Linked DNA regions of Homo sapiens: all the other regions are linked to region 1. The links are chromatin loops, found by intact Hi-C in ENCODE. Cell type or tissue: PC-9. All regions are shown on one strand. Each heading gives the region's core, and the rest is flanking DNA. Links, peaks and the distances in the headings are about the cores only. Region 1 overlaps CUL3 (cullin 3). Region 2 has its middle 12 kb from the start of CUL3. Region 3 has its middle 16 kb from the start of FAM124B.

Region 1 (10,527 bases), core at 814-8,813:
TTTTTTCTTGTAAATTTGCTTAAGTTCCTTGTAGATTCTGGATATTAGACCTTTGTCAGATGGATAGATCGCAAAAATTTTTTCACATTCTGTAGGTTGCCTGTTCACTCTGATGATAGTTTCCTTGCTGTGCAGAAGCTCGTTAGTTTAATTAGATCCCATTTGTCAATTCTGGCTTTTGTTGCAGTTGCTTTTGGTGTTTTAGTCATGAAGTCTTTGCCCATGCCTATGTCCTGAATGGTATTGCCTACGTTTTCTTCTAGGGTTTTTATGGTTTTGGGTCTTATGAGTAGTTTTTTCTCTTTCTGTGAAGAAAGTCAATGGTAGCTTGATGGGAATAGCATTGAATCTGTAAATTACTTTGGGCAGTATGGCCATTTTCACAATATTGATTCTTCCTATCCATGAGCATAGAATATTTTTCCATTTGTTTGGTTTGTAGTTCTCCTTGAAGAGATCCTTCACGTCCTTTTTAAGTTGTATTCCTAGGTATTTTATTCTCTTTGTAGTAATTGTGAACGGGAGTTCACTCGTGATTTGGCTGTTTGTCTATTATTGGTGTATAGGAATGCTTGTGATTTCTGCACATTGATTTTGTGTCCTGAGACTTTGCTCAAGTTGCTTATCAGCTTAAAGAGTTTTTGGGCTGAGACGATGGGGTTTTCCAAATACACAATTATGTAATCTGCAAACAGAGACAATTTGACTTCCTCTCTTCCTGTTTGAATACTTTATTTCTTTCTGTTGCCTGATTGCCCTGGCCAGAACTTGCAATCCTATGTTGAATAGCAGTGGTGAGAGAGGGCATCCTTGTCTTGTGCCAGTTTTCAAAGGGAATGCTTCCAGCTTTTGTTCATTCAGTATGATATTGGCTATGGGTTTGTCATAGATAGCTCTTATTATTTTGAGATATGTTCAATACCTAGTTTATTCAGTGTTCTTAGCAGCAAGGGGTGTTGAATTTTACCAAAGGTCTTTTCTGCATCTATTGAGATAATCATGTGGTTTTTTCATTGGTTTTGTTTATGTGGTGGATTACGTTTATTGATTTGCATATGTTGAACCAGCCTTGCATCCCAGGGATGAAGCCAACTTGATTATGGTGGATAAGCTTTTTGATGTGCTGCTGGATTCGGTTTGCCAGTATTTTATTGAGAATTTTCACATCGATGTTCCTCAGGGATACTGGCCTGAAATTTTCTTTTTTTGTTGTGTCTCTGCCAGGTTTTGGTATCAGGATGATGCTGGCCTCATAAAATGAGTTAAGGTGAAGTCCCTCTTTTTATATTGTTTGGAATAGTTTCAGAAGGAATGGTACCAGCTCCTCTTTGTACTTCTGGTAGAATTCGACTGTGAATCCGTCTGATCCTGGGCTTTTTTGGGTTGGTAGGCTATTACTGCCTCAGTTTCAGAACTTGTTATTGGTCCATTCAGGGATTCAACTTCTTCCTGGCTTAGTCTTGGGAGGGTGTATGTGTCCAGGAATTTATGCATTTCTTCCAGATTTTCTAGTTTATTTGCATAAAAGTGTTTATAGTATTCCCTGATGGTAGTTTGTATTTCTGTGGGATCGGTGGTGATATCCACTTTATCGTTTTTTATTGTGTCTATTTGATTCTTCTCTCTCCTTTATTAGTCTGGTTAGCAGTCTTATCTATTTTTTAATCTTTTCAAAAAACCAGTTCCTGGATTCATTGATTTTTTTTTTTGAAGAGTTTTCTGTTTCTCTTATCTCCTTCAGTTCTGTTTTCTCTTATCTCCTTCAGTTCTGATGTTAGTTATTTGTCTTCTGCTAGCTTTTGAATTTGTTTGCTCTTGCTTGTCTAGTTCTTTTAATTGTGATGTTAGGGTGTCAATTTTAGATCTTTCCTGCTTTCTCCTGTGGGCAATTAGTGCTATAAATTTCCCTCTACACACTGCTTTAGCCGTGTCCCAGAGATTCTGGTACGTCGTGTCTTAGTTCTCATTGGTTTCAAATAACGTATTTATTTCTGCCTTCATTGTGTTATTTACCCACTAGTCATTCAGGAACAGGTTGTTCAGTTTCCATGTAGTTGTACAGTTTTGAATGAGTTTCTTAATCCTGAGTTCTAATTTGATTCCACTGTGGTCTGAGAGACTGTTTGTTACGATTTCCATTCTTTTGCATTTGCTGAGGAGTGTTTTACTTCCCATTATGTGGTCAATATTAGAATAAGTGTGATATGGTGCTGAGAAGAATATATATTCTGTTGATGTGGGATGGAGAGTTCTATAGATGTCTGTTAGTCGAGAGCTGAGTTCAGGTCCCTGAATATCCTTGTTAATTTTCTGTCTCATTGATCTGTCTAATATTGACAGTGGGGTATCAAAGTCTCCCCCTATTATTGTGTGGGAGTCTGAGTCTCTTTGTAGAGACTTTATGAATTTGCTTTATGAATCTGGGTGCTCCTGTGTTGGGTGCATATATATTTAGGATAGTTAGCTCTTCTTGTTGCATTGATCCCTTTACCATTATGTAATGCCCTTCTTTGTCTTTTTTTATCAGAGACTAGGATTGCAACCCCTGCTTTTTTTTTTTTTTTTTTTTTTGGGGGGGGCGGGCTTGGTAAATATTCCTCCATCCCTTTATTTTGAGCCTGTGTGTGCCTTTGCATGTAAGATGGGTCTCCTGAATACAGCACACTGATAGGCCTTGACTCTTTATCCAATTTGCCAGTCTGTGTCTTTTAATTGGGGCATTTAGCCCCTTTACGTTTAAGGTAATATTGTTATGTGTGAATTCGATCCTGTCATTATGATGTTAGCTAGTTATTTTGCCCATTAGTTGTTGCAGTTTCTTCATAGTGTCAATAGTCTTTACATTTTGGTATGTTTTTGCAGTGGCTGGTACCGATTTTTCTTTTCCATATTTAGTGCTTCCTTCAGAAGCCCTTGTAAGGCAGACCTGGTGGTGACAGAATCCCTCAGCATTTGCTTGTCTGTAAAGGATTGTATTTCTCCTTTGCTTATGAAGCTTAGTTTGGCTGGATATGATATTCTGGGTTGAACATTCTTCTCTTTAAGATTGTTGAATATTGGCCCCCCCCACTCTCTTCTGGCTTGTAGGGTTTCTGCAGAGGGATCTGCTGTTAGTCTGATGGGCTTCCCTTTTTGGGTAACCTGACCTTTCTGGCTGCCCTTAACATTTTTTCCTTCATTTCAACCTTGGTGAATCTGATGATTATGTGTCTTGGGGTTGCTCTTCTGGAGGAATATCTTTGTGGTGTTCTCTGTATTTCCTGAATTTGAATGTTGGCCTGTCTTGCTAGGTTGGGGAAGTTCTCCTGGTTAATATCCTGAAGTGTGTTTTCCAAGTTGGTTCCATTCTCCCCGTCACTTTCAGGTACACCAGTCAAACGTAGGTTTGGTCTTTTCACATAGTCCCATATTTCTTAGAGGCTTTGTTTGTTCCTTTTCATTCTTTTTTCCCTAATCTTGTCTTCACGCTTTATTTCATTAAGTTGATCTTCTGTCTTTGATATCCTTTCTTCTGCTTGATCGATTTGGCTGTTGATACTTGTGTGTGCTTCACGAAGTTCTTGTGCTGTGTTTTTCAGCTCCATCAGGTCATTTATGGTCTTCTCTAAACTGGTTATTCTAGTTAGCAGTTCCTGTAACCTTTTATCCAGGTTCTTAGCTTCTTAGCTTCTTAGGGTTAGAACATGCTCCTTTAGCTCAGAGGAGTTTGTTGTTCCCCACCTTCTGAAGCCTACTTCTGTCAGTTTGTCAAACTCATTCTCCATCCAGTTTTGTGCCCTTGCTGGCGAGGAGTTCTGATCCTTTGGAGGAGAAGAGGCATTCTAGTTTTTGGAATTTTCATCTTTTTTGCACTGGGTTTTCCTCATCTTCATGGATTTATCTACCTTTGATCTTTGATGCTGATGACCTCTGGATGGGGTTTTTGCATGGGCATTCTTTTCGTTGATGTTGAATGTTATTGCTTTCTGTTTGTTAGTTTTCCTTCTAACAATCAGGCCTCTCTTCTGCAGGTCTGCTGCAGTTTGCTGGAGGTCCACTCCAGACCCTGTTCACCTACGTATCACCAGTGGAGGCTGCAGAACAGCAAAGATTGCTGCCTGCTCCTTCCTCTGGAAGCTTTGTCCCAGAGGGGCACCTGCCAGATGCCAGCCGGAGCTCTCCTGTATGAGGTGTCTGTTGACCCCTGCTGGGAGGTGTCTCCTGTCAGGGAGGCATGGGGGACACGGACCCACTTGAGGAGGCAGTCTGTCCCTTCGCAGAGCTGGAGTGCTGCGCTGTGGGATCCACTGCTCTCTTCAGAGCCAGCAGGCAAGAACATTTAATTCTGCTGAAGCTGGGCCCATAGCTGCCTTCTTCCCAGGTGCTCTGTCCCAGGGAGATGGGAGTTTTATTTACAAGCCCGTGACTCAGGCTGCTGCCTTTCTTTCCGAGATGCCCTGCCCAGTCAAGAGGAATCTAGAGAGGCAGTTTGGCCACAGCAGCTTTGCCACCCGCCCAGTTCGAACTTCCTGGAGGCCTTGTTTACACTGTGAGGGGAAAACCGCCTACTCAAGCCTCAGGAATGGTGGACGCCCCTCCCCCCACCAAGCTTGAGTGTCCCAGGTTGACTTCAGACTGCTGTGCTGGCAGTGAGAATTTCAACCCAGTGGATCTTAGCTTGCTTGCTGGGATCTGTCGGGGTGGGACCCACTGAGTAAGACCACTTGGCTCCCTGGCTTCAGCCCCCTTTCCAGGGGAGTGGACGGTTCTCTCTCGCTGGGGTTCCGGCTGCCACTGGGATATGAAAAAAAACTCCTACAGCTAAGTTGGTATCTGCCCAAACAGCCGACCAGTTTTGTGCTAGAAACCCAGGGTCCTGGTGGTGTAGGCACACAAGGGAATCTCCTGGTCTGCGGGTTGCAAAAACTGTGGGCAAAGCGTAGTATTTGGGCCAGATAGCACAGTCCCTCAGGGCTTCCCTTGGCTAGGGGAGGGAGTTCCCTGACCCCTTGTGCTTCCCAGGTGAGGTGACGCCCCACCCTGCTTCTGCTCACCCTCTGTGGGCTGCACCCACTGTCTAACCAGTCCCATTGAGATGAACCAGGTACCTCAGTTGGAAATGCAGAAATCACCCACCTTCTGCATTAGTCTCGCTGGGAGCTGCAGATCGGAGCTGTTCCTATTCGGCCATCTTGCCAGATCTCAAATTTGTCGTTTCTAAAAACTGAATTTAATTGTTTTTTATTTGTGGGAATGAGAAGAGGGTAGTATTAAGACCTCAATTCCATGGATCACATCAAATATAAAATTCCAGATAAATGTGAAAATCTAAATATAAGTGCAAATCTATATAAATAATGGAAGAAAATGTTGAATATTTTGGTAACCTTAATGTGAGAAATGTCTTTTTAAAAATGTATTACCAAAATAATAAAGGAAAAGATTAACAGATTTAACCACATAAGTGATAACACATCTATATGATGAGATACATTAAGTTAAAAATAGACTAGGAGAAATTACTTATAACATAAAAATTGAAAACCATAATCTATAAAGAGCATCAGTAAATCAGTATGAAGGCAAACAATTGAGTATAAAAACATGAAGGAATATAGATAGAGAAAGCATAGAAGATTACAGATATCCTGTAAATATAAAAATATTTTTTCCCATAGTGGTCATGAGAAGTACAAATTAAAATAATGAGATTTCATTTTTAGCCAAACATGAGCAAAAGAAAATCTGGCGTTGAAGAGGGTGTGAGGGAGTGGATATTCATATACTATTTTTGTGGGGGGTTAAATTGTTAAGCAACTTGAAAGCAGTTCATTAGTATTTATCAAATACTAAAAAAAAAAAATTTTGAGACAGGGTCTCATTCTTGCCCAGACTGGAGTGCAGTGGTATTATCATGTCTCACTATAACCTCGACCTCCCAGGTTCAAGCCATCCTCCCACCTTAGCCTCATGAGTAGCTGGGACTACAGGCTATTTTTTAAATGTTTGGTAGAGAGCAGATCTTGCTATGTTGACCAGGCTGATTTTGAATTCTTGGGCTCAAGTGATTTTCTTACTTTGGTCTCCCAAAGTGCTGGGATTACAGGCGTGAGCAACCGTGCTTGGCGCAAATATAAAATATTTATAACTTTGAGGAAGCAAGTGCATTTCTAGAAATTTGCTTTTGAAAAACAGGCTTTCGTGCTCAAAGTCAGAAATGCATGTACCAACAGAACATTGGATCCAGTCTAAATCTCCACTTGTGTCATGATAGAACAGTACTATGGAATTCCTTGTAGCTTTAATCTCTTTTTGCTAGCTGAAAAATCTGAAGAAATTAATAGAAAAATTCATGTTATGGTCTCATTTAACACTAATACTGGTGTATAGGTGGATGTGTTCGTGTACGTTCATGTATATGCATATACTTGTATTCATGTGTATATATAGATGAATAGGAAAACATTGCTTTTAAAAAGTAATTTAAATATACAATTGATTACCAGAGTGCAGGTAAAATAGTAATAGTAAAGATAGGCATCCTTATCTTGTTCCTAACTCTAATAGAAAGATGTCTAGTATACTAACTACTGTTATGCTTAACTCTCTCATTATATATACAACCTTATGACTTTAGGGGCATTTCATTCTGTTCTTAGGCAGCTAAGAATTCCCCACTATAAGGTTTTAGGACTGACTTTTATAAAATACTTTTGGTAATAGTTACCTCTTGGGATGATCTGTAATCTTAAAATACCACCTAAGGTATTTCTGGTTCATTGAATATGATTAAGCAATAACTAAAGTATGTAAATAAATCACTTTTAGCATGTATGTAATAATAAACATCTTCATTCTAATAATAGCACCTATTTTCTGGGATTAGCATTTATACTATTTGAAATGTCTAAAGTAGGTAGATATAACCAGAGATTATTTGAAGAAAATGAATATGTGTAATCACTGAAAATCACATTTCTCTGAATCCTTGCCTACCTGACAGTTTTTTAGGAGAACAGAACTGTTGCTCAAAGACTTGTCTAGAGAGAATGACTGACTCTCCAGATCAGTTACTCGTATAATCTGAATATCACCATCTTCATGCCCACTCTTCATAAGCTGCTTTTGAGAAAGAGACAGATAGCTGTATACAGTGCATCAAAGCAATAAATCCTAGTGTCAAGACTTTTACTCAATCACATATCACTATAGACATGTAGAGACTAAATCATATAACTGTACAGTTTCCTTGCTGTCCCACTGACAGAATAGTGAATTTAAAATTACACAGCATTCTTTCCTGAGCTGCTTTTTCTCCCCTAGTATTACACTTTATTCATACCATTCACATCATTATTCATAATACGCAGTAAAGATTATTACCTGAACTTCAAAACAGATTGCTTGTTGATATTTATGTTTAATGTAATTCCAGGTTTTTTTTTTTCTTCATTTGGTCATAGAAGCATACATATGGTCAGTCTGGATGGTAAATTTTGATTGTATGGTAGAAGGCCTGAGCTCAGGCTTACCTTCCTTTTTTCTATGAAAGAAATTACTAAGCAAAAGAGTAGTCTGGATAAACTTGGATGGAAGATTGTAAAATATTTATAAAATTAGCAATTATATGTTGGTTAACACTTTATTTTTACCTAAATGTTGAAGCAGGTTCCTGATAATCTCTGCTGGATAACATTTTTGGATTAGCCATTGTATCTCCTGAAACAAAAAAGTACATGTCTTTTTAATATTTTATAACTTGAATCACCCTTTCCTCTCGTTTGTTCAAATAATGAGATTTTAATGATGTGTCATAGTACTCAAGAGAATTCTTTTTTGTGCATTATTTATTTAATGGAATTACCTCTTTTTAACTACTGCTTGGTCAGTTTACTTGCTAATTAACTAACTTTAATCTTTCAAAAAGTCTAATTATGTTAATCTGATGAAATTTCAGGAAATTCAGCAAGAGACAGATATCCCTGAAAGAGAGCTTGTTAGAGCCCTACAGTCCCTCGCCTGTGGTAAACCAACACAGCGGGTTCTTACAAAAGAACCCAAATCAAAGGAAATAGAAAATGGTCATATATTTACAGTTAATGATCAATTCACATCCAAACTACACAGAGTCAAGATTCAAACAGGTATCTGGAATTATATTTTTCCTCTCAAAAAATTATATATTTTTCTCTTTAGAAAAAAAATCTCATCTATTGGATTTCTTTTAAAAATACTCCTTTTCTGGTGCTGCATGATACTTAGGCTTAAGAAAGAAAGCAGCTTTTATTGATAAGTATTTGTATCAAAATGCATTTGAATCCAAGTACAGTAAGCATTTTAAAAAGTAATTTATAGTGTGAACAAAGTATTTCTTTTCATGTTTTTCAATAAATAGAATACAGTTTATGAACATATTGGTACTTAAAATTGTTTTTAAGTTGTTAACTAATAGTCAGTGGAAGTCTAATTTTAAAGCTGATTTAGAAGTTTTTCAGAATTGGGAGACCTATATAAAAGTTTGATGTTTGGATGTTGCTATTTATATTTTGATAAATATTTTTTGTTTCAAAATCTTAAAACCCATATCCTCTTTAATTTAAAAACATAGAAATGATACTGATGTGAATGATTTTTAATAGAGCCATATAAGTCGATAATGAAAATTCTATTCATTAAACATTTAACATAATGTAAGATGCTTGTTTTCTGTGTATTTAAAGGGGAAAAAAGGCACTCCACCCTTGCTGATTGATGTTTAAAACTAATTGTTTACTACTTGGCTTAAAAACTAGTATTAGATAGGCTTCCTAGTACTAATATATTCATTACAGCCAAATATGTGTGCAATAAAACAGTGTCCTAAGATAAATAAGATGATCTTTTAAATGACTGTCATTTGTTGATTTTAAAAAAATGTTATTTATATTGTATATTATGATAGTCTTTTTAAAAGTAATGTTAAATATACAGTTGATTACCAGAGTACATGGATTCTAGAGCTTTATATGCACACTTAAATTTTTGTTTTTCATTTTGATCTTTTTGTTTCGTATGTATACTTTGTAGAACAGAGTAGTGTCTCTGGCAAGGCTTTGCCCCCTTTGTCTTGTAGTTGTAAACTGTATCATAGTAATCTGCATTAGCCAAGATTGGCCCATGTCTTGACATAAATATATATTAAGAATAAAACAAAACTGTGCTAGCCAGTGTCATGGAATAAAATTTATTTTTCTTCCAATGCAAGACATAACTACTTTATACATTTGGGCAGATGCAGGTTTTGGATTTTAGGGCTCATTTGTATCCTAGAATTAGAGGAAAATATGTGGGAATATTTATCTGGATTGCCTTACCCTCACCCTACTGTACCCTAAATAAGTAACTGTCTTTGTTATCCCAGATTCTATCATGTCCAGCAATAATAATATCAGATATTAGTATTATGTTTAAAAAAGTCTTCATAGATTTTTAGATTTTCGTGTTAAGTGTGCACACTTATGTGTGTATCTGGAGTATGTGTATGTAGTGTTTTAGGTATGTTCAAAACAGAAATATATATATGATGAATTTCACTAGAGCTTAAAAGTTCTTTTCAGCAATAAAATTCTACAAAGCAATGTTTTTTTCTTGGGAATGGTTTTTAAATGATCTTGGCTCTTACTCATAGTTTAAGTCAAAATTTTCTCTTTGGTGGTAAATATTGTGACCACATTGGTTTTACTGTCAAAGGCTCAGTAACATAATCAAATATTCGAAGACTCAGACCCTACCTATTTATGCTGCTTTTACTGTAGCCAGTAGTAAAAGTTCATGCAAAGAAGTTAAAGGAATTACTAAAATAACACAGCCTTTGAAAAGAATTAGATTAATTGTAATCTGGGGGGGCAGTTTCCAGAGTTGACAGTCTTCACCACCACCACCACCACCACCACCACCTGCCTTTCTCAAATTCCATCCCCCAGCGTGCATATAGGTCATATATAGGCACTTGCACAACAACCCCTTCTGCTGCACTCAAGTGAGGAGTGTTGTGTTAGGCTCCAGAGTGAGCCCCTCCCCTCCCATTTAAAAAGAATACTCATTTTGACTCATCAGCACGATCTGCACATCCATGTTTTTCTGCAGGTATTTAAGAAGACACTTATTTAGGTGACCACATCCAGATGAGCCAAAGGGATTGTTTAAACAACTACTTTTTTCCCTGCAACTTTGTATTTTTTGTTTTCAAATCCACAAAGAAAGTGAAAAGCACTATAATGAATATCAATATGGCTGTGACCTACGTTTACCAGTCATTAGAATTTTGTCTTCCTCCCTGCCTTCCTCTGTGTGTGTGTATGTGTTTGCTACAGCATTTGAAGTTAATTTACAAATATCTCAGTAGTTTCCCCCTAAAAAACTTTAGCACACGTCTCCTATATCATATCCAAGAAAATTAATTTCATGTCATCTGTTTACCACCCATATTGCCTCAGTTGTCTCAAAAATTTCTTTTATATCTCACTTTTTGGATCCATGATTCCATCAAGATTTCCACATTACATTTAA
Region 2 (10,527 bases), core at 774-8,773, 110 kb before region 1:
AACTCTGGACACGCCGCCTTTAAGAACTGTAACACTCACTGCGAGGGTCCGCGGCTTCATTCTTGAAGTCAGTGAGATCAAGAACTCACCAATTACGGACACAGTATCAGCCTTTTCACCAGTACCCCAAGGCCCAATTCCCACAGGGCAACAGGGACAAGCCCAGATAGACAGCTACACATAAAATTGATTGTGTAATAGTAGAGAAACCCTAAAGTTAGGGAACCCTAATCTTTTATACTGAATAGTAAGCATGCCTGCTGTTTGCTCCACAAAGAGACATCATCTCTTTCAAGGCTGTTCTATAAAAATCCTTGAAAAAATAGTCTGTAATAAAGGAAATCAGTGCCTCACTTGCAAGATGTGCAGATATGCAAGAGATCAATGGAAAATTATCTTCCAGCACTTCCATATTCTGAAATCAAGAAAGATGTTTATAGTTTCATCATACGCTAAAAACATATAATTATGCCTGATAGAAAATGGCAAAAACAAAGGGTAAATTTTTAAAAATGTTGATCACATTGTTCTTTTCTGTCTTTGCTTTTTTGTTTTCAAAGCATAAATACATTTTGATTTGATACCCATAATAATCCTGTCAGGTTAGTATTTTATAGCTGATGGAAAACTGACTCAGAAGATAAGGTGTTTCACTGACACTCATCTAGTGAGTGATGGGGCTGAAACTTAAACCCAATACTTCTAACACCAAAGCTGCCAGACACTTGACTAATTGTACTGGAATCAATGGACAATTGCCTAGAACTTAAAACCTAAGATGAGATTGAGTGGCTCTCTTAGTTTCTTCAATGCTGCCACACATCCGCATCAGGATTTCAAAAATAATACTGAAGGCAAATCGGGGGAAAAAGGGATAGGTTGTAAGTGGAGGAAAGGACATAAATGTCTTTTTTATTTTTTAATGTTCAACTCTCCTTTCCTCTGTTCCTGTTTTTTTAAGGTGGTTTGCACCATGGAAATCAGAAAAAAAAAAAAAAAAAAAAAGCCCAGAAAAGCTGTGGGTTTAGAATTGAGCTGTGAAACAATTTCCAGAATTATCAGAATTACAGCATTTTCACCCAAATGGCTGCAATATATATGTATTAAATATTTCAGAATTTCATGCCTTTTTCCCATCAGGGAAATCTGCGCAATTTCAGTTCATTCAAAAGCTCAAGCTAAATGTTACACTTTTGGACATACTGTTTGTAGCATTAGGGTGCCCCTGTTTATGACATATATGATGCCTGAAAGAAAAGTATATAGATCAAATTCTACTATATCAAATTAGAATTAAAGTGCATTATGGAAATTTTTTACTTAAAGGAATCCTATAGTGAATCCATTTTGTCAAAAACAGCTGTACTTAGTGTGACACACGGTGACTAGTGGGAAAGCCTTAACCAGAGTCGAAACTCTGAGATTCTAGTGCTGCTGAACATTTGTGTCATTTGTGACAAGAGGTAGGGACATTGAATTAGATAATCTCTAAAGGTTTCCAGTTCAGTTTTCCCTTTCCTGGAGTGCAGTGGCTAACAGCATTGGCTATAGACCCAGACAGATACAGTTTCTGTATCTGCTGCTTATTGGATGTGTACTCTCTGAATGTTATATAACCTTCTTATGCTTGTTTCCTAACTTGTAAAATAAGGATAATTCCCCATACTTCAAAAGACATTTGTATTAAATTAGATAACATTTATTTATTTATTTATTTTTATTTATTTTTTTGAGACGGAGTCTCACTGTGTCGCCCAGGCTGGAGTGCAGTGGCGTGATCTTGGCTCACTGTAACCTCCGCCTTCTAGGTTCATGCCATTCTCCTGCCTCAGCCTCCCGAGTAGCTGGGACTACAGGCACCCGCCACCAAGCCTGGCTAATTTTTTGTATTTTTAGTAGAGATGGGGTTTCACCGTGTTAGCCAGGATGGTCTCCATCTCCTGACCTCGTGATCCGCCCACCTTGGCCTCCTAAAGTGCTGGGATTACAGGCATGAGCCATGGCACCTGGCCTAAATTAGATCACATTTATTAAGCGCTTTGTGCAGTTCTTGGCACTTACTGGGCACTGATAAATTGCAACCAAAGTCGTTATTAATTCTATGTTTTCATAATCAAGTTCACTTAATGTGAGATTTTCTATCATACAAGCATTTTCTGGACTCTTTTAAATAATGTCTGACTACTAGTAATTTAATCCATGCATTCATGTTTTTCTCAACATTTTATTGAAAATTTCCAAACATATTGTAAGGTTGAAGGAACTGTGCAGTGGTATTATCATCTATTTTTCTACCCATCCCTATATCCATCCAAAATCCTTATTATTTTGATGCACTTCAAATCAAGTTGAAAACATCAGTATACATCATTCCCAAACATGTCAGCCTGCATATTGTTAAACAGAGTTTAGAATAAAGAGTTGCCTATGGTTCTTTTTCTTCCTTTTGAGCTAAAATTTCACATATAATAAAAGTATGTATTTATTTTTACATTTTAAGGTGATTCAGATATTCAGAATTGAATCACCAGTTATGTTTGCTGTAACACAATGCATCAGAATGGCTTTAAAATTTGGTGTTAAAGGAAAACCTCACCTTACAGGCCAGCTGAAACACACCAAGTTTCTCTTTAGTTGGTTGATTTATTTGGGTACATGCAACTTGACGCACAGTATACCCATATCCAAAAAACAATAAACTGCAATAAAAGAAGTTGTACTGCGGTTACTTAAAAAAAATTCTCTTAACCATAGCTGGGACATTTAGATAAATATAAATTTTCTGGTGAACTGAGAAAATTTTTTCGCTTCAAAACTTGTTGAAACTTTAGCTCCTTTCTCTAACATAGAGAGAACACTTAGCAAAACGAAATCTTTTCTCGAAGACGGTGGTCATGAGTAAAGATCATAGTAACAGACAGAAATAGAGAAGTTGCAGATGGCATGGAAATTGACTGACTTTGTGGGACCCCATACCCACCGCAAACCAAGCACGAGGGTGTTTGTTTTATTGGCTACTTTATTTGTTGGTTTTGCATATTGTGTTTTTTTGGTTTTATGTGTTTATTTTGATGGCATTTATTTCACCAGAGCAGAGACAACAAAGCCTGATTCTTAGGTCCTGGTTACTTAAGGTTTTTCTATATACTGTAGAAAATTCACTCTGAACACACTGGGAGCTTTTTCAAAGCAAGGGGACAATTCAGCAGGGCAGTCAGGAACATGGGTCAGGAATGCAGCCACGCACACTTCCCCCTGGAGTTCTGCCACCTGCTAGCTTTACAACCTCAGGCAAACCTCTTCACCTTGCTAAGGTATGAGTTTTTTGGGTTTTTTTTTTGTTTGTTTTTTTTGAGACGGAGTCTCGCTCTGTTGCCAGGCTGGAGTACAGTGGCCTGATCTTGGCTCACTGCAACCTCCGCCTCCCGGGTTCAACTGATTCTCCCGCCTCAGCCTCCCGAGTAGCTGGGATTACACGCACGTCCCACCACACCCAGCTTAGTTTTGTATTTTTAGTAGAGATGGGGTTTCACCATGTTGGCTAGGATGGTCTCGATCTCTTGACCTCGTGATCCACCCACCTCGGCCTCCCAAAGTGCTGGGATTGCCGGCATAAGCCACCGCGCCCGGCCAGTATGAGTTATTATTACATTTTCAGTCTATTACTGAAAACTGCAACATGGTAGTTTATCAAGTTCTTAAGCATAGATTCCCCATTTTTCAGTCATGCAGCAACATCCGCTTAATGCCTCCTAAGTGCAGAACACTCAGGATGACAACAAAAAAATATTTATTTTAACGTTCCAACTTTTAGGAGCTTCATCCCATTATCTTGCATAATTGGAATAAAGTATTTGAAATAGACTATTCAACAGAAAGATGACATAGTTGTGAAACATCTGACTCTAGAATTGGACAAACCTGAAATTAGACAAAAGGGTTTGAATTCCTCTCTCATGACTAACTTATGTGGTGACCTTAAGCAAGTGACTTAACCTGTCTCTGATATGACAAGTTACTTAATCTCTTGAAGATATGACTTTCTTACCTGTAAAATGAGGAAAACAACAAAACACAAGCAGATATTTACGAAGTGCTTATTATTTGCAAGGTGCTGAGTGAAGCACACTCAACATTCCCTAGCTCATTTAATTCTCACGACCATTTCGTGAGGTAGGTACTTTTACTGTCCCCTCCTTTATGTTTTTAAAAAGGAGCACCCAAGGGCATTTGGCTAGTTAGTTGACCCCAGTGCTCTTTGTCACAATACTATTATAATAATAGTCACACAGGACTGTGTGAGCATGAAACAAGCAATGCAGTCATGACACAGGCACACAGGTGGTGTTTTATCAGTGGTAGCCCTCCATTCCGTTGGGAAAGTATACCCCCGTGAAAATACCAGAAATTGTACCTTAGATATTTCCTTACTTTAGGAAGTTAGGCCAGGCGCGGTTGCTTATGCCTGTAATCCCAGCACTTTGGGAGGCCAAGGTGGGCAGACCACTTGAGGTCAGGAGTTCAAGACCAGCCTGGCCAACATGGTGAAACCCCATCTCTACTAAAAATACAAAAATTAGCTGGGTGTGGTGGTGCATACCTGTGATCCCAGCTACTCGGGAGGCTGAGGCAGGAGAATCGGTTCAATGTGGGAGGCAGAGGTTGCAGTGAGCCAAGATTGTACCACTGCACTGCATCCTGAGCGACACAGCGAGACTCCATCTCAAGAAAAAAAAAAAAGAAAAAGGCCAAGCGTGATGGTTCATGCCTGTAATCCCAGCACTTTGGGAGGCCTAGGCAGGCAGATCATGAGGTCAGGAGATCGAGACCATCTTGGCTAACACAGTGAAACCCTGTCTCTACTAAAAAATACAAAAAATTAGCCAGGTGTGGTGGCACACACCTGTAATCCCAGCTACTTGGGAGGCTGAGGCAGGAGAATCACTTGAACCCGGGAGGCAGAGGTTGCAGTGAGCCGAGAATGCACCACTGCACTCCAGCCTGGGTGACAGAGCGCAACTCCGTCTCAAAAAAAAAAAAAAAAAAAAGGAGGTTAGTAAATGATCCCCCCAAAAGAAGCAATAAATTATGAATAGATCTGACGTAAAATACTAACTTCTATTCCCAAAGGGAAGTTTCCTTGTTATGCCAGCTGTTCACATCTTAGGGAGACACATGCACTTTTGCTACCAAATAGTAAAGACAGGGTCAAGCGCTTGAGGGGTTCCACAATGACTGATAAAACATTTTTGCATCAGTCAAGTATAAACATTTCTGCACTAAACATCCCAATACCAAATTCTCACATACCCCCTCACCCTTCTTAGGAGGGTCCAAAATGAACCCAAGATCACACTTTATTCTTTGGCAATGTCTTGATTAATTTGTAATGTAAGGTGCCAGTTTCTTATCAACAAGCAGGAAATGAAGAACCAAATCCCAGCGTCCTTCTCAGGAGCCAGACTACAAGAAGAGGAGCGCCCAGAGGGCCAAATGGGCCCCTCTCCTGAGAGTCTTATATTTATGGTTTCTTCCCCATATATTGGCTCAAGTAGGACACATACTTGAATCTCTCTCTCACATTATTTTCTCATGTGTTTTATATAGATGTGTCTGCCTTACTAGAAATTTTGGCAAAATGATAAAGCAGTTTCTTTTTCTTTTCTTGAGATAGGGTTTCACTCTATCGTCCAGGCTGATGTGCAGTGGTGCTATCATAGCTCACTGCAGCCTCGACCTCCTGGGCTCAGGTGATCCTCCCACCTCAGCTTCCTGAGTAGCTGGGACTATAAGCACACACCACCACATCTGGCTAACTTGAAAAAAAAATTTTTTTTGTAGGCTGGGTGCAGTGGCTCACACCTGTAATCCAAGCACTTTGGGAGGCCGAGGCCGGAGGATCACCCGAGGTCAGGAGTTCGAGACCAGCCTGGCCAACATGGTAAAACCCCGTCTCTACTAAAAATACCCTGACTCTACTTGGGAGGCTGAGGCGAGAGAATGGCTTGAACCTGGGAGGTGGAGGTTGTAGTGAGCCAAGATGGCACCACTGCACTACAGCCTGGGCAACAGAGCAAGACACCATCTAAAAAAAAAATAACAATTTCTTTTTCTTTGGTAGAGATGAGGCTTCACCATGTAGCCCAGGCTGGTCCCATAGTTATCTATTGAGTCTACCTGAGCATGAAGCTAATTTGGTTTCTGTGATTTTGTGCATTTGGTTTGCTTTATTTTTGGAGGAGAGAGTTTTGGAGGGTAAAGGGCCTCTTCCTCCCCAAGTTGCACTGTGTGGGCAACCACCTTGTTCTCATTTGCCTGTGGCTAGTTTATAGATCACATAAAAGCAGGTAACAGTGAATAAGGCTTCTCTAAGAGCTTCTGAAAGAGCAGCCCAGAACCCCTGACAGGAGAGTGCAGGTGTCTGTGAAAATGTGCACACCCACGGTAACTTTTGGAACAAGCCTCACCTTTCCGTAGGGCCCTGCCTATGATGTACTTTTCTTTGCTCTCATCATCTGAGAACTGTTGTGGATGAGAACTATTCTTCAGTGCAGTTTGAGGCCTGAGATCATGCACCTTCATTAGCCATACACTATTATACACACACACACACTCACACCTCCTGGACATTTCCCTTCAAACTCATTAATCTCCATGTAAATCTCTTCAGAAAGAGATAAACAAACAGGCTCTGTACTAATAAGTGGTAGTGGTTGACTCCCAAGATCTATTCCACCTCTATGACTAGTATTAACTATGCCCATCCCCCTTGGCACTGAATGGATTAAAACAGGAATGTAACCTAGTCTTGGCTAATGAGCCATGAGAGAGAGTCTCCTGCCTCTGGGAACAGTTTCCTACCCATAGTACAGATCCATAAGAAGGAGACAGTCTCTCTTCTTCCTCTGGTCTGGACTTTGTTGTATCTGTGATACCTATAATGACTGTAGCCACCTTGCCACCAGTCAAGTAGGAGCCCAGGGCCAAGAAAACTATCACAACGTTGGGCTGGAGCCCTGCGATGTAGCATGCCTGGAATCCATCCTGCCTCTGGACTTCGTGCTATATGACATAATATATTTGATTACGCCAATTGGAGTTAGGTTTTCTGTTACTTGCAGTGGAAAGCAATTTAGCTGATTCAGATGCTGTCTGTTTTGTTGCTATAACAGAATACCTGAGAGTGGGCAATTTATAAAGAAACAAGGTTTATTTAGCTCACAGTTCTGCAGGCTGGAAAGTACAAGAAGCATGGTGCTAGCATCTGCTTGGCCATGAGCTAGGTCAAAACATGATGAGGGTCAAAGGGGAAGTGAACATGTGTGCAAAGAGATCAAAGAGGAGGAGGAACCTCACTTTATAAAACCTCCTTTCAGAGGAATTTTTTTTTTTTTTTGAGACAGCGTCTCACTCTGTCACCCAAGCCGGAGTGCAGTGGCAGGATCATGGCTCACTGCAGCTTGACTTCTCAGACTCAGGTGATTCTCCCACCTCAGACTCTCAAGTAGCTCAGACTACAAGCACATATCACCATACCCAGGTAATTGTGTGTGTGCGTGTATTTTTAGCAAAGGCGGGTATTCGCCATGTTGCCCAGGCTGGTCTCAAACTCCTGAGCTCAAGAGATCCGCCTGCCTTGGTCTCCCAAATTGCTGGGATTACAGGCATGAGCCACTGCACTTAGCCAGGGAATCTATTCCTGGAGCAGTCCAGTCTTGTGAGAGAGAGAACTCACTACAGCAAGAATGGCACCAAGTCATTCATGGGGATCCGCCCCCCATGATTCAAACACCTCCTACGAGGCTCCACCTCCAACACTGCCACATTGGGGATCAAATTTCAACATGAGTTTTGATGGAAACGAAAAAACCATATCCAAACCATAGCAGATGCACTATAATTTTCATGGGCAAACTTAATTGTTAGCAGTCATCTAATGTCATATATTTCTCCAATTACTCATCTACTCTACTGCTTTGAGTAAATAATTATAATTACTAATATTCTGTGGGTTCAAAGGTATTAGTTGTTGATATGGAGGAGAGTCTGCTGACTTGTTTTAAAAAGCAATATTTCATGCCTGTAATCCCAGCACTTTGGGAGGTCGAGGCGGGCAGATCACCTGAGGTCAGGAGTTCGAGACTAGCCTGGTGAAACCTTGTCTCTACTAAAAATACAAAAATTAGCCAGGCACGGTGGCGGGCGCCTGTAATCCCAGTTTACTTGGGAGGCTGAGGCAGGAGAATCACTTGAACCACAGAGGCAGAGGTTGCAGTGAGCCGAGATCACGCCACTGCACTCCAGCCTGGGCAATAGAGTGAGACTGTCTCAAAAAATAAAAATAAATTAAAAAAAAAAAAGCAATATTGCTTGTATTCAACTAATTTGTAATCCTTCCCTATCCCTCCCACCGTCACTCATTAGCATGTAGCACTGGTTAGCGTAACATTGGAAGTAGCCATGAAAATTCATCAAAAACCAATGATGAATGAGTTGATCAAACTACAGCCACATGGACCATTCCAATTACCTCTAGATGCCTGGACATAATTATGGGAAGAACTGCCTTCTTATCAATAGACATAAAAAGTACTTCAGCCTGTAATCCTAGCACTTTGGGAGGCCTAGGTGGGAGGGTAGTTTGAGCCTAGGAGTTTGAGACCAGCCTGGGCAACAAGCAAGACCTCATTTATACAAAAAATAAAAAAAGCCAGGCGTGGTGGCATGTACCTGTGGTCCCAGCTACTCTGGAGGCTGAGGTGGAAGGATTGCTTGAGCCCAGGAGTTCAAAGCTGCAGTGAGCTGTGATTGCACCACTGCATCGGGAGACAGAGTGAGACTCCATTTCAAATAAAAAAAAAAAAAGGACTTTGGAAAATATAGTATCATAGTTTTGATCAAATTATTAAGGGTGATTTAATTTGCCATGTAGTTATGATTAACATGAGTCCCTTAACTTTTCTGTTTTTGTAATGAGTGAGGTAAGGTCCAGCATTGTTGCCCTTTTGGACATGATAAATGTGTCATCTCAGTGGGGAAAGGAATGCAGGCGAACAAATGATGATGAATTGGACCACATGTATGTAGTTAACAAATCCAAAGTTTATGATGCTTATGTTTTAGAAAGAACATAGTATAAGAAAGCTCATGAGAAGTGATAGTATACATTACTTTGTGCGTTTATTTTGAGCCCATTGTTACATCTTAAAGTCATTATAACAGATTTAAAGTTTTCATCCTAGATGTGTAGTGAACCAAATCTTAATCTAAATACTGAGAGGGTGTCAATAATTTAAAGCCTGTTGAAGATTTTGAACTGGTTTAAAATTCAAAGTTGAGTTCCCATCGCTGTTTCTTCTTTTCCATTGTTTCTGGGAACCTTGCTGCTCTTGACTATCCCTGGAAGGACAGATAACCTGGGAATTTCCTTCATAGATAAGAGACAGCTAGTGGAAAGGTCTAGTGAAATGAACATTGCAGGGAAGATGAATGCTGATTGGAAAGTGATATGCTTGAGACAGGATGAAAGTATAGGTACAAGATATACGTGAAAGAGAGGTCACTGTGTAAGAAATAATGGAAGTGGGCATCAGGGAAGAGACAGAGACACAGGATGTGGTAGTAGTTGCATAAATGCAGAAACCAGGCCAGGCACAGTGGCTCATGCCTGTTATCCTAGCACTTTGGGAGGCCAAGCAGGCGGGTAAATTGCCTGAGCTCAGGAGTATGAGACCAGCCTAGGCAACATGGCAAAACCCCATCTTTGGTCGGGGGTGGTGGCTCATGCCTGTAATCCCAGCACTTTGGGAGGCCGAGGCAGGCGGATCACGAGGTCAGGAGAGCTAGACCATCCTGGCTAACACGGTGAAACCCCGTCTCTACTAAAAATACAAAAAATTAGCTGGGCGTGGTGGCGGGCGCCTGTAGTCCCAGCTACTTGGGAGGCCAAGGCAGGAGAATGGCATGAACCCGGGAGGCGGAACTTGCAGTGAGCTGAGATCACGCCACTGCACTCCAGCCTGGGCGACAGAGTGAGACTCCATCTCAAAAACAAACAAACAAAAAACAAACAAAAAAACCATCTTTACTAAAAATACAAAAAATTTGCTGTGCGTGGTGGCCCGCGCCTGCAGTCCCAACTATTCAGGAGGCTGAGGCATGAGAATTGCTTGGATCCAGAAGGTGGAGGTTAGAGTGAGCTGAGATCGCACCGCTGCACTCCAGCCTGGGAGACAGAGCAAGACTGTGTCCAAAAAAAAAAAAAAAAAAAGGCAGAAACTAGTAAACACGCTTGTGACGCTTGTGTCATTTACCAAACCTAGACTGAAAAAACAAAGATGAGATTAGAAATTAACCATAAAACAACTTCTAATATTGAGTTCAAAGTATGTGCGGGGTGTTGTGCTAAATACTTTATCTACATTATTTCACTTAATTCTCAAACTAGTCTTAGAGGTTGGTACTATTATTAGCCTAATTTTACTATTGAGAATAATTGGGGCTCATTTAATACACCGCAGAATGCGG
Region 3 (10,527 bases), core at 789-8,788, 67 kb after region 1:
AATTTTAATAATATTAATTCTTCTGACTAATGGATCAGAAGAATTAATGCCAGAATTAACGCATGGAATGTCTCTCCATTTTTTGTGTGTCCTCTTCAATAAGATATTAAGACTTTAGAAAACATTGTTAGAGGTGGCTGGTGTCAGTATTGAGAAGAAAATATGAAACATTTTAAATTAACATCTTTTGTTTTGTTTTGAGTTAGAGACTTGCTCTGTCACTCAGCTGGAGTGTAGTGGCGTGATCATGGCTCACTGCAGCCTCGACCTCCTGGGCTCAAGTGATCCTTTCACCACAGCCTCCCAAGTAGCTGGGACCACATATGTGTGGCACCATGCCCAGCTAATTTTTTGGGGGTTGGGGGGGGATGGAGTCTTGCTCTGTCACCCAGGCTGGAGTACAGTGGCATGATCTTGGCTCACTGCAACCTCCATCTCCCAGGTTCAAGCAATTCTCATGCCTCAGCCTCTTGAGTAGCTGGGATTACAGGCATGCATCACCATGCCCGACTAATTTTTGTATTTTTAGTAGAGACGGGTTTTCACCATGGTGGCAAGGCTGGTCTCAAACTCCTGGCCTCAAGTGATCCATCCACCTCGGCCTCCTGAAGTGCTGGGATTATAGGTGTGAGCCACTGTGCCCAGCCCCAGCTAATTTAAAAAAATATTTTTTGTAGAGATGGAGTCTCGTTGTACTGCCCAGGCAGGTCTCAAACTCCTAAGCTCAAGGAATCCTCCCACTTCGGCCTCCCGAATGCCTCCACAGGCATTAGCTACTGTGCCTGGCCTGATATCTTTTTTGTACAGTCAAATCAATATCAGAAGAGAGGAAAATGTCCAATCTGACTCCATTCACTTCATTATTTTAATACAGGTGGAAGTTGGGAGTAACTGTTGAACCAATTAACCAGGGGTCTTCTTTGTCTCCCTAGTGCAATTGGTCGTGATTAGCAAATATTTACTGAATGGAAGTGAATTCATTGAGCATTCCTTATGTGCACAGAACCATGCCAGGCATTGTCAAGAATAGAGCAGGATTATAAGGCAGGATCTCTGCAGCTTGAGGTTTATAGTCTCTCTGAGGAGATTATTGATGTAATGACCAGCAAATGATAGGCCGGAAGAGCATGTGCTATTTACGGTATTGAGTTGCTCAGCACTTTGCTCTGGCTCGTCTTCTCTCTTTATACTTACCCCATTGGTGACCTCACACAAAGCCTTTTATTGGCTTTGAATAGTGTCTTTATGCTGTTGACTCTCAAATGTGTATCTTCCACCCAATGTTCTTTCATCTGCATCTCAAATTTATACGTTCAAGACACCCTCCACCAAACCTTCTCCTTCACCAACTAGCATCCTCCCAGTAAACATCACCACCCACCTGGCTGTTTAAGCTGTGCAAGCCAGATACCTGTGAGTATTTTCATTTCTTCCCTTCTCTCATCTCTCACATCAAGTTTACCCCAAGCCTTATGGACCCCACCTCTTCTACCTCCCAAATAATTCCATTTATTTTCACCATCTATGCTGCCTCAATGCTAGATTGAACATCTATTGGCCCTCGCTGCATTAAAGTAGCAGCCTCTTAACTGGTCTTCTGACACAACCCATTCTCCTCTTAGCAGTTGATGTCAAAAACATAAATCGGATTATATCACTCATTTAGATCCTTTGCTAGAATCCATACAAGGGATAAAATTGCATAAACCTATATACATGTATACAAATGAATGAATGCATGTAAACGTTGGTAAAAGCTGAATAAGACCTGTATCTAGTTAATAGTATTGCACCAATGCCAATCTCCTGATTTTGATATTGTATTTTATATATATACACACACACATATATATACATATATACATATATATACACATATATACGTATACATATATACATATATATGTGTATATATATATATACACACATACATACACATGTAAGATGACACCACTGGGGGAAGCTGGATGAAGGGTACACAGAAATCTGTGTACTAACTTGGCAACTTCCTATGAATCTATATTTAGTTAAAAACAAAATGTTTTTTAAACACTTGCAATCATCCATTGGCTTCTGCTGCAGCAAATCCAACCCTTTACCACAGCCTGCAGAAGCCATTCCCTGCTGTGACTCCTGCCAACCTCCTTTGTAACCCCACCCAACCATATCATTCTCCTACCAGTTACCCTGCCTCAGCTACACTGTATTCCTAGCAGTTCCCAAAACACAGCAAATGCCTTTCTGTCCCAGGACATTTGTGTATGCTGCCCCAGCTGCCTAGAATGCTATTCCTATGGCTGGTTCTTCCTCATCTTTCAGAGAAGTCTTTACTGACATCTCATGTATACCAGAGCCCCACTAGGTTCTTTTCCTTAACAGAGCTGTTGTGAGTTGTAATGAGTACTAGCTTAGTAGTATTCATTGATGCTTATATTCTAGTGAGAGCAAGTGAAAACGCAGAGATCATATCTGCTTTATTTGTTAATGTATCCCTGTTCACTAGTATAGTGCTTGGCCTATAATCAGTGTTCAATACATAATTATTGATAAAAAGAAAGAAAGAAAAATAAATATGCTTTAGGGTCCCAGAAAATGGGGATATCAGTTTTGAAGGGAGCTTTCAAAAAGTTGCATGCAAGAGCTTGCTAAAATCCAAATTAACGCAGGGTATTGTGTTTGGTAAAATGTTGCTGGTGTGTGTGTGTGTGTGTGTACACATGTACAGTTAAGATTCTGCCTTTGAAATGTAAATGTATATCATGGATATGTACAGTTCTATTTTATGTTTTATTTGCTTTGAAATTTTGCAATCTATTATAAAATAAATTCACGAACTACTGCAAAATCTAAACACTTTGTTTTCACCAATGAACTTTGAATTCATTTGGACTCATTTTACCTGACATTTTTATGCAGGATAAAGGAGGGAGGTACTGCACTTAGGCTACTTTAATTTTTTATTTTTAAATTTTTTGTAGAGATGGGGTCTCACTTTTTGCTCAGGCTGGATTTGAACTCCTAGGCTCAAGCGATCCTCCTGCCTCAGCTGCCTGAGTAGCTGGAACTACAGGTGCATACTACCATGCCCAGCTTTGACAATTTTATTTTTTAAAAAATTTATTGTTTTATTTTTATAAAAGTTCTAAATGTACATTTCACGGTAATTTGGAAAATACAAAAAGATAAAAATGAAAAACATCATAGTTATTCCGTAATTCAGAGAGTCACATTTTTTTCTAACTGTTCTTCCTATAAAGATTTCTTTACCAAAATTAGAAATATGCTATGCATGAAATATTATATCCTTACTTTTATTTTTTTTCTTTTTGAGACAGAGTCTAGCTCTGTCGCCCAGGCTGGAGTGCAAGTGGTGCGATCTCGGCTCACTGCAAGCTCCACCTCCCGGGTTCATGCCATTCTCCTGCCTCAGCCTCCCGTAGCTGGGATTACAAGCGTCTGCCCCCGCGCCAGGCTAATTTTTTGTACTTTTAGTAGAGACGGGGTTTCACCATGTTAGCCAACATGGTTTCGATCTCCTGACCTCGTGATCCACCTGCCTTGGCCTCCCAAAGTGCTGGGATTATAGGCGTGAGCCACTGCACCTGGCCTATATCCTTACTTTTAAAATTTAACATTAACATAAGCAGTTTTACATCAGTCAGTAGTATTAGAAAGCAGCTTCTAAAATGATAATGTTGGCTGGGAGAGGTGGCTCACATCTGTAATCCCAGCACTTTGGAAAGCTGAGGCGGGCAGATCACTTGAGGTCAGGAGTTTGAGACCAGCCTGGCCAACATGGCAAAATCTTGTCTCTACTAAAAATAAAAAATTAGCTGGGTGTGGTGGCGCACTCCTGTAATCCCAGCTACTTGGGAGGCTGAGGCAGGAGAATCCCTTGAACCCAGGAGGGGGAGGTTACAGTGAGCAGAGATTGCGCCACTGTACTCCAACCTGGGCGACAGAGTGAGAATCTCTTTCCTGCACCCTCCCTACACACAAAAAAAGATAATTCCACAATTTATTTCACTATTCTCCTAGTGTATGGCTACATTCTAACTTATTATTATCCTATATGAAATTTAGGCATTTTTTTCCTACTTTTACAGATTCTCAATGTGACAATATTATCCTAAGCTTCCTGCACATTTATTTCCTTATTTTTTCTGGAGAGAAATGTTAGTATTTGGTTCTGGTTTCCCAAGCTTCAAGTTGGAGAGAAAAGTGGAGGCAGTGGGTTAACTTAAATTTCCAGAGCATTCCTTTGCATCAGTGCAAAGTTAAAATTTTTGGATAGATACCTGTATTTTGGCTGGTCCCATGGTGCTGGAGGAATTTAGGGCATGATTAAAAGAGATGAAAGGAAACAGTGTCAAGACCTAGAAAATCTAGTGTGTTGAGCCTGAAAACAGGATTTCAAGCTTAGTGAATTCCACATTCATGGCTGCATATCTGGTCAGATTTAGGCCACTGGGTAAGCATCTATGGAAGATATCACTGACATTTAAGATATATATATATATTTTTTTTTTTTTTTTTTTTTGAGACGGAATTTTGCTCTTGTTGCCCAGGCTGGAGTGCAATGGCGTGATCTTGGTTCATTGTGACCTCCGCCTCCCGGGTTCAAGTGATTCTCCTGCCTCAGCCTCCCAAGTAGCTGGGATTACAGGCATGTGCCACCACACCCGGCTAATTTTGCATTTTTAGTAGAGATGGGGTTTCTCCATGTTGGCCAGGCTGGTCTCAAACTCCTGACCTCAGGTGATCCGCCTGCCTCGGCCTCCCAAAGTGCTGGGATTATAGGGATGAGCCACCGCACTTGGCATAAGATATATATTTTTCAACCTGAAAGCAAATGAACAACTGAAATTACAATAGGCTGATAGGTTTTCTAGAAAAGTAGTCATTTTTATTTTTAATGAGGTAGATGATAACTACTATGAGTCAAATAAGTATTTTTGGCTCTTTCATCTGTGTCTTAAAGTATTTAATTTCAAAATTATGTTGACTGAACACAGGAAGAAATTTTTCACAGGTTTGATTGTGGTGAAATACAGTGCATTAATAACAAGGTAAACAATGTCAGAGCCAAGCGTGGTGGCTCATGCCTCTAATCTTAGCACTTTGGGAAGCCGAGGTGGGAAGAGCACTTGAGCCCAGGAGTTCCAGACCAGCCTGGGTAACACTGTGGGACCCCGTCTCTACAAAAGATTTTTTAAAAATTTAGCCGGTGTGGTGGTGGACTTGAGGTCCCATTTCTCGGGAGGCTGAGATGGGAGGATCACTTGAGCCTGAGAGGTCAAGGCTGCAGTAAGCCATGATTGCGCCACTGTACTCCAGCCTGGGTGACAGAGTGAGATCCTATCTCAAAAAAAACAAGCAAGCAAGCAAACAAACAGACAAACACCAATGTCATGTGTGTGTTTGTATGTGTGTGTGTGTGTTTATAGACAGAAAGCTTTAGTGTAGAATTATATATTCTGCAGATCATGGAATCCAATATATCCCTGTAGGTTGGAAGTTTCTTCTTAGACCTCTTAAGAGCCTATGTGGTGACTGGGGACAAATCAGTAACTTCAGAACAATAAAGCCTGGCATAAATATTCCTATCTTCAAAGCTGCAGTTCCAGTAGAGTTAAATTCCTTTAACACTGTATTTCCTGTTGTTCAGGAGCCTGCATTGATCACAGAGATAGGAATCTCACAGTGCTTGTGTCATGCTTTCCTTTGAAGGCATGCTTGGGTGTTAACTAATTACTAGGCGAATGGACTATTGTTTCTAAGATTTTTTTTAAAAGCATGTTTGTTGATATTATGATTAGGCTATTTACAGAAATCTTTTCAAGACATTTTCTGAGTATCTCTCTGTAAAATCAGAAATAAAATTAATATAGATGGTAGAGTGGAGAGCAGCGGTGTTAGTTAGCTCTTTTGACAAGAATGTGGTGCTAATGAAGGCACCATTCCCTGAAGCCCAGAAAAACAATTCCATCCATACCAAGTGGATAATTCTCCCAACCTTCACCAGCTTTCTCAAAACTTGAGGCTGTTTGTCATGAGAGGAGCAGGGTCAAGGGAGAAAATGGTGCAGCCCAAACTTACCTTCCCCATGGCTCTCCTCCTGGCGATGAGTTGTCATCATGACCATTTTTGAATATGATGACTTTCTTTTTAGTTAACAGAGAGTTGAAAATATGCCTCATTAATTAACACTGGCTTTACCTTGCAAATGCCAGGTATCAGCTGTCAAAGCTAATACTTCAGGTTAACACAAAGAGGACATAGTCTGTGCTCACAGAGAGAGGACCTGCAAGGTGTTGCGTGCCTGCGGGAAGCCCTGGGGGTGGCAGTTGCAAAGCCGCCTCTTGTCCAACAGTCAGTGGTTTGCTTTGGCCATGGCTCTCACTGCATCATTGCAAGCAGTCAGAAAATGTTCATTGATGAGATCAGGAACAATGATGCCTGCCCTTTCAAAACCACATCTGACTGTCTCTCCACCTTCTAGCCCACCCAGAGGAGAATCCATAGCTGGCATAACCTATAAGTGGAGAAAAGGAAGCTAAGAAAGGATTTGCTGGTCATGTCTTTAACGCTTTGAAAAGTATATTGTCTAATTTACTGGGAGAACCTAACTGTGGCTTTTTTTCCTCCATGCTTTCTCCCATCATGTTTACTATTACTGCTTTATTGCTTGAAACCATCACACACACACACACCGCCAAAACCAAGTGTCATTGGTGACATTTTTTTCGTTTTCATTTTCTTTTTCTTCCTTTCTTTTTTTTTTTTTTGAGACGGAGTCACGCTCTGTCACCCAGGATGGAGTGCAGTGGTGCAATCTCGTCTCACTGCAACCTTCACCTCCCAGGTTCAAGTGATTCTCCTGCCTCAGCCTCCCAAGTAGCTGGGACTACAGGTGTGGACCACCACACATGGCTAATTTTTGTATTTTTAGTAGAGACGGACTTTCACCATATTGGCCAGGCTGGTCTTGAACTCCTGACCTTGAGATCCATCTGCCTCGGCCTCCCAAATTGCTGGGATTACAGGTGTGAGCCACCGTGCCCGTCTGGAGATATTTTAAAATAAAAACAAAGCTATAAAAATATACATTTATGAAATTTCAAATGATCTCTACTTTCAAATGATCCTAATACTCAAATGTAAAGTGTTTCATTTCTTTTAAGAAATATAGCTTCCATGGTACTGGAGAGTTTTACCATTTACTATAAGAGTAAATGGACATGGTAAACCAATTCAAGGGATGTCAAATAATGGCTGCTCTTTTCCTTAATGAAATCTCAAGGTCTGTTTGCTTTGGATGGCCAATGAGCATAGTAGACTTTAATTAGCTAATTTATTTAATCTACTATTTTTCTTAAAGTTATCATAGATATCATGATATTTCTCTCCTAAGTACTGACTATGCATCACTAAAATGTAAGAACATTTTCCTACCCACCTACAATACCATTATCACATCTAACAAAATTAGTAGTAATTCCTCAGTAGAATTTAATACTCATTTTTTTTTCAAGTTTCTCCAGTTGTTCCTAAATGTCATTTACAGTTGGCTTATTTGAACAAGATCCAGTCAAGGTCCACATATTGTGTTTGGTTATTATAACTCTTAAGTCTCTTTTAACCTAGACTAGGCCCTTCCCTCTGTCTCCACATCATTGACTTAACAAGGAAATCTGGCTAGCTATTCTGTAACACTTAGCCTTATTTTATTAATTGTTAAGCATGAAGGCAACAATGGGCACACTAGTCTTGCCATCTCAATAAAAGTTGGTATCGTTATTACATAATTGATCACTTAAACCTAGGGTTTACTGAAACCCAAACTCAAGAGCAGAGAAAACGTAAAACAAAATAAAAACCCTGGCCAGGCACGGTGGTTCACGCCTGTAACCCCAGCAGTTTGGGAGGCCGAAGCAGGCAGATCACCTGAGGTCAGGAGTTTGAGACCAGCATGACTAACATGGCGAAAACCCATTTCTACTAAAAATACAAAAATTAGCCAGGTGTGGTGGCACGTGCCTGTAGTGTTGGATACTTGGGAGGCTGAGGTAGGAGAATTGCTTGAACCTGGGAGGCGGAGGTTGCAGTGAGCTGAGATCACACCACTGCACTCCAGCCTGGGTGACAGAGGGAGACTCTGTCTCAAAATAAAATAAATAAATAAAGCCCTGACCTTGACCTGAGTACAGTTCTACATGTAGTTGTTCTATAGCAAACTCCCTTTGATTATTCCATGAATCTGAGTCAATGGGCACTTTTCACTGATTCGGTGCCCAGTTCCTTTGAATGCCTACTGTGATTTCCTTCTACCTGTTCTTCATTCTCAGTTCACTTTTCAGACAGCCAGCAAGCTTTACACCTTGGTTGCTTTTAGGTATGCAATTCCCTCCCAGCTCTATAAGTTATCTACCTGGTAAGAAGAGTGTAGTAAGTGGGAAGATGTTTCCTGAATTTACCTTTCAGTGGGTTATATCTGGTCTGCTTCTCTACCCTATTCTCATATGGAAAAGAAAGTCCCCATGACAGAATGGCAAATTAGTACTAGTATTCTCTCCAATAACTTTAAATTTTCCAGGGGGCATGCACTGGGAATGTGGGGCAAGGGTTCTTCATTCATAATGAAAGAAAATTGCTGTTTAAAAAATGTGGCCAGGTGTGGTGGCTCATGCCTGTAATCCCAGCAATTTGGGAGGCTGAGGTGGGAGGATAGCCAGAGTTCAGCAGTTTGAGACCCATCTGGGCAAAAAAGCAAAACCCTATTTCTTCAAAAACTAAAAAAAAAAAAAAAAAAAAAAAAAAAAAATTAGCTGAGCATGATAGCACCTCCCTGTAGTCCTAGCTACTTGGGAGGCAGAGGTGGAAGGATTGCTTGAGTCCAAGAAATCAAAGCTGCAGTGAGTTATGATTGCACAAATGCACTCAGCCTTGGCAACAGAGCGGGACCCTGTCTTTCTCACTATATATATGACTCCTACATGAAATATTTAGAAACTTATACCCACTGGTTAACTAGTATGGGTTAAGTATTATTATTATATTTTTACATCTGTAGACTAAAGTGCTTCCATTAGACTGCTTTCTAGTTGCAGTTAAAACCATATTAAACTTGGGTGAGCTGAGGCAATCTATTTTCTTTAGTCTTATACTCTCAATCTAAAAGGTCAGGAAATTGGACTAGACTTGTTTGTTTGTTTGTTTGTTTGTTGCGTTATTTTTGCGGGAGGTGGCGGTTTTTTTTTTTTTTTTTTTTTTGAGACAGGGTCTTACTCTCTCGCCCAGGCTGGAGTGCAGTGGCACCATCTCAGCTCACTGCAACCTCCGCCTCCTGGGTTCAAGTGATCCCCCCGCCTCAGCCTCCTGAGTAGCTGGGATTACAATTGCATGCCACCATGCATGGCTAATTTTTGTAATTTTTAGAGACAGGGTTTCACCATGTTGCCCAGGATGTTCTCCAACTCCTGAGCTTAAGTGATCTGCCTACCTTGACCTCCCAAAGTGCTAGGATTACAGGTATGTGCCACTGCGCCTGGCCCTGGACTAGACTTCTAAGGTCCCATATAGCTGTTGAGCTTGATGACTTAAGACATTAATAGCAACCACAATTTTTTCATTTTGTCTCTTCCCTCCTCCCATTTGTAGCCTCTTCTGACAGGCTCTTGCCTTTCCGTGTGTAGGGAGCCTCTGTAATGGTTAAGGAGCCAGGAGTCAAGAAGTCCCTGCCTGTTCTTGGCCAGGTGAGGTAGGTCACACCTGTATTCCCAGCACTTTGGGAGGCTGAGGTGGGTGAATCACCTGAGGTCAGGAGTTTGAGACCAGCCTAACCAACACAGTGAAACCCCATCTCTACCAAAAATACAAACATTAGCCGGGCATGGTGGTGTACACCAGTAATCCCAGCTGCTGGGGAAGCTGAGGCAGGAGAATCACTTGAACCCAGGAGGCAGAGGTTGTAGTGAGCTGAGATCATGCCACTGAACTCCAGCCTGGGTGACAGAGGGAGACTCCATCCCTCCCGTCCCCCCGCAAAAAAGTCCCTGTTCTTAATCTTCAAGTAAGACTTTGCTGAACAGATAATTTCTATCCTATAGGCTTTAGATTTCCCTTATATAGAAACTACTCAGCTTTCTACTTAAGAACAATAAATCCAAATGCATTTATGTTAAAATGTGTGTTCTCATAAAGTCGCTCAGAACTGGTTGGATTAAAAATATGGAGCAAGCACATACAGTAGTACCAAATGAAATCACTGAAATTCAGTACACACATTGCCTACGCTAAAGAAAGGAAAGCATTGTCGGGCACAGATCCTGTGCCAGGGACATGCAAGCTCATTATCTCACTAATCGCCACGAGCTGGCTGGCCTGTTTTGGGAATGAGCAAAGCCACTTGGCCTTGTGCATAACACAGCGAGGATTCCAGCTCGGGTCCTCTTCCCACCCAGACCAGTTCTCTTCCCACTGTTCAAACTCAGCTTTTAAAGTTGTGTATTTGAGCAATATTATTGT

The links. Hi-C counts contacts between places; a loop is a spot of excess contacts. Peaks named below come from ENCODE experiments on the same cell type or tissue, not always from the same donor. Only the 100,000 strongest peaks of a DNase experiment are listed, where the experiment ranks them.
Region 2: a loop joins it to region 1, with 7 times the contacts of the local background. A loop is called at or near these places in 19 of 110 quality-filtered maps.
Region 3: it touches region 1 in a loop (7-fold over the local background); 2 of 110 quality-filtered maps call a loop at or near these places.

What each region holds. Positions count from the first base shown.
Region 1 is chr2:224,479,488-224,490,014 of GRCh38, reverse strand. CUL3 (cullin 3) reads left to right here. Exons shown (of 16, transcript NM_003590.5): 14 at 7,937-8,123. Among named protein-coding and RNA genes, the nearest start is that of FAM124B, 83 kb to the right of the region's middle. RefSeq lists enhancers at 4,310-4,849, 4,116-5,315. In PC-9, for the core only: a CTCF peak has its summit at 4,039; DNase peaks (open chromatin) are centred at 3,674 and 4,484; H3K4me3 peaks cover 3,759 bases; H3K27ac peaks cover 3,827 bases.
Region 2 is chr2:224,592,292-224,602,818 of GRCh38, reverse strand. No RefSeq gene overlaps it. Among named protein-coding and RNA genes, the nearest start is that of CUL3, 12 kb to the right of the region's middle. In PC-9, for the core only: no CTCF peak of the experiment used is centred there; DNase peaks (open chromatin) are centred at 3,268 and 3,968; H3K4me3 peaks cover 1,532 bases; H3K27ac peaks cover 2,141 bases.
Region 3 is chr2:224,412,676-224,423,202 of GRCh38, reverse strand. No RefSeq gene overlaps it. Among named protein-coding and RNA genes, the nearest start is that of FAM124B, 16 kb to the right of the region's middle. In PC-9, for the core only: no CTCF peak of the experiment used is centred there; DNase peaks (open chromatin) are centred at 5,014, 5,346 and 5,682; H3K27ac peaks cover 773 bases.